Regions from separate parts of the Homo sapiens genome. Here region 1 is linked to region 2. Evidence: read pairs that join two places in POLR2A ChIA-PET (ENCODE). Cell type or tissue: Panc1. All regions are shown on one strand. Each heading gives the region's core, and the rest is flanking DNA. Links, peaks and the distances in the headings are about the cores only.

What was found. ChIA-PET counts read pairs that join two places held together with the same protein. Peaks named below come from ENCODE experiments on the same cell type or tissue, not always from the same donor. Only the 100,000 strongest peaks of a DNase experiment are listed, where the experiment ranks them.
Region 1: POLR2A ChIA-PET joins it to region 2 with 5 read pairs; 5 of 35 experiments call an interaction of 5 or more read pairs at or near these places.

Annotation. Positions count from the first base shown.
Region 1 is chr6:157,326,928-157,329,852 of GRCh38, forward strand. LOC105378076 (a long non-coding RNA gene) reads left to right here. Exons shown (of 3, transcript XR_943165.2): 2 at 1,311-1,521. Among named protein-coding and RNA genes, the nearest start is that of TMEM242-DT, 4.8 kb to the left of the region's middle. In Panc1, for the core only: no CTCF peak of the experiment used is centred there; a DNase peak (open chromatin) is centred at 1,554.
Region 2 is chr6:157,729,273-157,732,197 of GRCh38, forward strand. No RefSeq gene overlaps it. Among named protein-coding and RNA genes, the nearest start is that of SNX9, 93 kb to the right of the region's middle. RefSeq lists an enhancer at 2,662-2,925. In Panc1, for the core only: no CTCF peak of the experiment used is centred there; no DNase peak of the experiment used is centred there.

The sequences.
Region 1 (2,925 bases), core at 312-2,811, 400 kb before region 2:
TAGACATTCTAAGCACAGTTTCTTTGCAAGATGGGGACTTGAGCAGGGAAGCATTTCCAAGTGTGGAAACCAGAGATTAGAAAGTCACAGAGCTTTGTTGCTTCACGCAGCACCAGCAGGACTGATATTTCAATGGAAGCACAGTACTCTTCTAGAAAAAGTAATGGAAATCTCTTACAAGCCAAGGAGGCTGCTGGGAAAGCAGGTTTATCTGAGACGGATGCTGTTGCTATTTCGGTATTTGTTTTAGTCAGCTGAAAGTTCATACCAGGGACACATTTGACCACATTCTTATTTCAAACGTTTTGGCTCCTGTAGATTCTATTTCAAATGTTGACAGCTAGAAACTTGTTAGCTTTACCGTTCCTGGAATTTGGATGGCCCTAGCTCTAGCTTGTTTTGAACTCTGATGGACTCTTTTCCCCGTCACTTTTTAAAACATTTCTTCAGAGCTTCAATCTCTCCATGTTTAATGTATGAGGCTGAATTATTTTTAAAATCTGATAAGGGTCAAATCATCCTTCCTGCTGCTTGATATAAGATAGTTGTCAAAAATATAGGCCATGTGTGGTGGCTCATGCCTGTAATCCCAGCACTCTGGGAGGCTGAGGCAGGCAGATCACCTGAGGTCAGGAATTTGAGACCAGCCTGACCAACATGGTGAAACCCCATCTCTACTAAAAATACAAAAATTAGCTGGCTGTGGTGGCAGGCACCTGTAATCCCAGCTACTCAGGAGGCTGAGGCATGAGAATTGCTTGAACCCGGGAGACAGAGGTTGCAGTGAGCCGAGATCATGCCATTGCACTCCAGCCTGGGTGACTGAGCAAGACTCTATCTCAAAAAAAAAAAAAACATATATATACATATAGATATGTAATTTTTTGAAAGATATATATAATTTTTTTGAGATACATATATATGTATCTCAATATATATATATATATATCAGAGATCTTTAAAAGTTATTGCCAGCTTAAGTGTGTGCACAGAAGAAAAGATCTGGACTCAACACTGAATTATTAACAGAGGTTACTTTGACAGGAGGGAGGAGGTGAGTGTTCTATCTATATCTCTTCTACTTTCTGCCTTAGTAAGTAAAATGCTGACCAAAGCCACATTTTTACATATTTCTATAATGTTTGCAAAATGTTTAATAAGGGACATGTATTACTTTTGTGAGAAGGGAAAAAATGGAAGGAAAACAATAAAATACTTTAAAAATGTATCGCCTTGTTTAAAAGATGAATTTTGGTTTAAATAGAAATATTATATAGGTTTTCAGGGTAACTCATCAAACTCTCCAGCAGGATACCCAGCGATAACATTCTTGGAAAGCAAGGGAATGAGAGCAAGATGCATTATGTCACAAGGAGAAGCTCTGGGCTGGCATGAGAGCCCACGTGGTATCTGCACCCTCCAGTTTGCTGCTCTCAGCCTCTTGAATTCTTCCCAGTATCTGCTCTGAATCCCCAGAGCTACAGCTCCTTCGAAATGGCATTAGTACAATCAATAGAAATGGTAAGTATGGTAATAACTCCTCTTGAGTGAGCTGAAACTAGCTTGAGTCCAAAGCTTGAGTCTCATTACTCATTTCCGGTATCTCATTACTAATCTTTTAGAATCATATTCTGTAACTGCCTCAGGTTGAATAATATGTCTGTCTTTATCACAGTAAATGAGAGTTGCCATTATATATTCCTCCATTCAATTTTTCTTATTGTAGAGTATATCTTTCCTATCTCTTTCTGTGCTATCAGTTGAATTGTTATCATTAATGATAGACTAGAAATCTTTTCAAGAGCTGTTATATTTCATAAGCCACTAGATATTATCTTATAAAAGAGTGATGCATATAATTTCCTTTAACTATGTTTCTCTATCTTCTTGTGAGGATCAAATAGGATCACAGATGTTCAAGCATTTTGTAAACTGTTGAGTATTCTGGCAATGTAAAGCATTGTTATTTTTAGTCCTGTGTGTGTCCCAGTTATAGAAAAGACTCTTAGCATTCCCAAAAGCCAAATATATTTCCATCTATGCATTATCATTTTGCCAGTATTTCATATACAAGGACATATGTTACACTCCCATTTACTATTAAAATCTGTGATATCAACCACTTGCATCATTAAATACATCTTATGTTTATTGTATTTATTGTTAATAATCTATACCATTCTGATATATTAAAGGCTATAAATTATAAAATGATTTAAAAACAAGTATTATCACATGTATGATGAAAGAGTGACCACATAAAGTAGTAAGACCTTTTCTGACCAAATACTGTGTTTCGATTGACTTTATTTTTTATTGACACAGCAAGTATTTACTGAGCACCTCTATGGTCTTAAGCGCTGTTTTACTATAGCGAAGTAATGAGGCACAGTCCTTGGCTCATTGGAGCTTATAGTTCCATAACCCTTAATTTTCTAAGAAATTTCATCAAAATATCTTTTTGCTTGAATCTTTGCAGTTGATATTCTTTCTTGGTCTTCTACTTTCTGCCTTAATAAGTAAAATATGGTTTACTTCTTGCTTAAAAAGTATGCAGTGCTTTAAGTCACTTCTCTGAATATCAACTGTTACTGTAAATGTGGATATAGAGGGCTTAAGAGGTTGGTCTGCATATGTACCAAACCCAGACTGTCCTGGCTTGGAATTCAGAGGGGGCCTGTGGAGAAGGGACTAGTTCCTACAAGTGGGCTCAGCAACTGAGGCCCAGACAAAAAACTCAAAAGCAAGAGGCACATGTCCCTGGGGGACAAAGCTCATGCCAGGGGGTGATGGCAAGAGAGTTTTTCAGTCCAGGTGACCTAGTTGTGAGATGAAGTAGAAGGATTTTTAAGTAGGTAACAGGGCATCCTGGAATCCAGGGCAGGGAGAGAGTTCAGAACTTTAGGCAGGAAGGCTAGTGTCACC
Region 2 (2,925 bases), core at 251-2,750:
GTTTCTTTAAAATGTTTTATTAGAAACCTAAAGTTAAAACTTTTAGTTACTCCCAATTTTTACTGAGCCTTGAGCACTCTGCATTCACAGTTGAGGGTAGCTGCGCCTCCCACTGTCCCCACCGCGCAGAACTAGGATGTGGGTCCAGGTCCCAGCAACCCTGCACCCCAGTCCTAGAAGGTACTGCAGAATCCTTCCCTGCTTTGCCTTTATAGTTTTAAGTTGGGGACTCTCTTGAGTAGGCAGCAGAGAGCGCTGACATATATAATAGAATGTAGAATATAAAAAAGATAGAATTTCTGACAGTGCAGAATAAAAGGTGCTGAAAAAAATGGATGGTGAGTTAGAATAAAACAAAGTTGCATTCCTCACTTACTTTTTGCTTATATAAAAATCCAGGGCCATGCAAGGTGGCTCATGCCTATAATCCCAGCACTTCGGGAGGCTGAGGCGGATGGATCACCTGAGTTCAGTTCGAGACCAGCCAAAACAAAGCATTAAAAATTAAACCATAAAAGGATGAAAAGAAAATGTAATAGATTCTTCCAATAAACTGAACATGAGGAACTTAACTCCCCTTGCCCCCACTGACCTATGCTACAAGGTGGATAAGACTCACACTTTTAGCTAAGTGAAAGTAGCCAGAGACATAAAGTATGGACCACTGACATGAAATATCTAGAACAGGCAAATCTGTAGAGATAGACAGTAGATGAGTTGTTGCCCAGGGCTGGAATGGGTGTGGGGGCGGGGAGTTGGGGCTGAGAGCTAAGGGGTGCATGCAGGGGTTCCTTTTTGGAGTAATGAAAGTATTCTAAAATGTATTGTGATGATAAATGCATAACTCTGTTAATACACTAAAAGCAATTGGATTATACATTTTAAATGAGTGAACTCTATGCAGCGTGAATTATATCTTAGTATAACTGTTTTTTTTTTTTTAAAAAAAAAAAAAAAAAAGAATGAAGGAGCCAGGCGCGGTGGCTCATGCCTGTAATCCCAGCACTTTGGGAGGCCGAGGCAGGTGGATCGCCTGAGGTCAGGAGTTCGAAGACCAGCCTGGCCAACATGGTGAAATCCTGTCTCTACTAAAAATACAAAAATTAGCCGGGTGTGGTGGTATGCGCCTGTAGTCCCAGCCACTCTGGGAGGCTGAGGCAGAAGAATCGCTTGAACCTGGGAGGCAGAGGTTGCAGTGAGCTGAGATCGTGCCACTGCACTCCAGCCTAGGGGATAGAGCAAGACTGTCTCAAAAAAAAACAAAAACAAAAACAAAAAAGTAGATAAGTGAAATGAAAATGAAAACCATCCATTAGCCCTCTACCTAGAGGTAGTCACTATTGAAAATTTGACTTATGTCCCTTAGTTCTTTTTTTTTTTTTTTTGGGTCGGAGTCTTGCTTTGTCACCCAGGCTGGAGTGCAGTGGTGCAATCTCGGCTCACTGCAACCTCTGCCTTCCAGGTTCAAGCAATTCTCCTGCCTCAGCCTCCCAAGTAGCTGGAATTACAGGTGCCCACCACTGCACCTGGCTAATTTTTGTATTTTTAGTAGAGATGGGTTTTGCCATGTTGGCCAGGCTGGTCTTGAACTCCCAGCCTCATGTGATCTGCTGGCCTCAGCCTCCCAAAGTGCTGGGATTACAGGCATTAGCCACTGTGCCCGGCCTTACCTACATTTTCAAACTTTTTCTCTAATAAACAAATGTTACTTTGTCATTATTATTATTATTATTATTTCTGAGAAAGAGTCTTGCTCTGTTGCCGAGGCTGAAGTGCAGTGGTGTGATCTCAGCTCACTTCAACTTCCACCTCCCAGGTTCAAGCAATTCTCCTGCCTCAGCCTCCTGAATAGCTGAGATTACAGGTGCGTGCCACCACACCCGGCTAATTTTTGTATTTTTAGTAGAGACAGAGTTTCACCGTGTTGGCCAGGCTGCTCTCAAAACTCCTGACCTCGTGATCCACGTGCCTCGCTCCTGAAGTGCTGGGATTGCAGATGTGAACCACCGGGCCCAGCCTCTAATAAGCAAATGTTACATTAGAAGGAAAGAAGGCAGGCAGGAAGGACGGGAGGCAAGAAGGAAGGAAAAAAGGAAGGCAGGAGGGAAGGAAGAAAGGAAGGCAGGCAGGAAGGAAATATTTGGTTTCTTTTCCTAAGATGCAACAGGTGGAAACCATGATCTATGTCTGCTCATGGCTCCATGACCTCCTGCTCATTGTGTTGAAGAATGTTTCTTTTCCTTGGTTCTTACATGAGATTGGATTGGTTTCCATGTTAATTAAGAAGATGTTTGCTCTCTGAATGAGTTAACAACTTGTGAAGTCTTCATCTGACCTCCTGTAGTTCACCTGGAATTGCTCAGATCAAGTAGTGAAACTTTGGGATGATCCCCTGAAGTTCAGATCCCTTCGACTACTAAATATATTTAATCCCTCTTCTATGTGTAAGAATAATCTGCCGATCTATTACAAAAATCTATAAAGGATATCATTCCCCTCTCAAAGACCCTCTTACTCTGTCCTGCATTAAACTAGGCACTTCCAGCTTGGAGCCCAACTAGGTTTCCTATTGGAGATCTCAGTCTGATGGATGGCAGTCTAATCGGAATGATCCCTGTCCTCATGGAGCGCACAGTGCTGGGGAACATCCTGGGACTGCTGGGAATGCCAGTCAGGGAAGCAGGAGCCCAATCACCAAAGGCCAAGTCCCCAGGTCAACAGTTTGAACTCCTTCCTTTGGCAAGAGGGCAGGGAAGAGCCCTGTTGAGGGGTTTGAGGCAAAAAAGGCCTATTGATAGTTGAAAGACCACCTTGGCTACCAGGTAGGAAGGAATTTGTGTGGGAGAGCCTGGAGGCAGGGAGGGCGGCCCCTTAGTAGTTCCAGCCTTGAGGTCAGATTGCAGACACTACATGGTCATTGGCTGT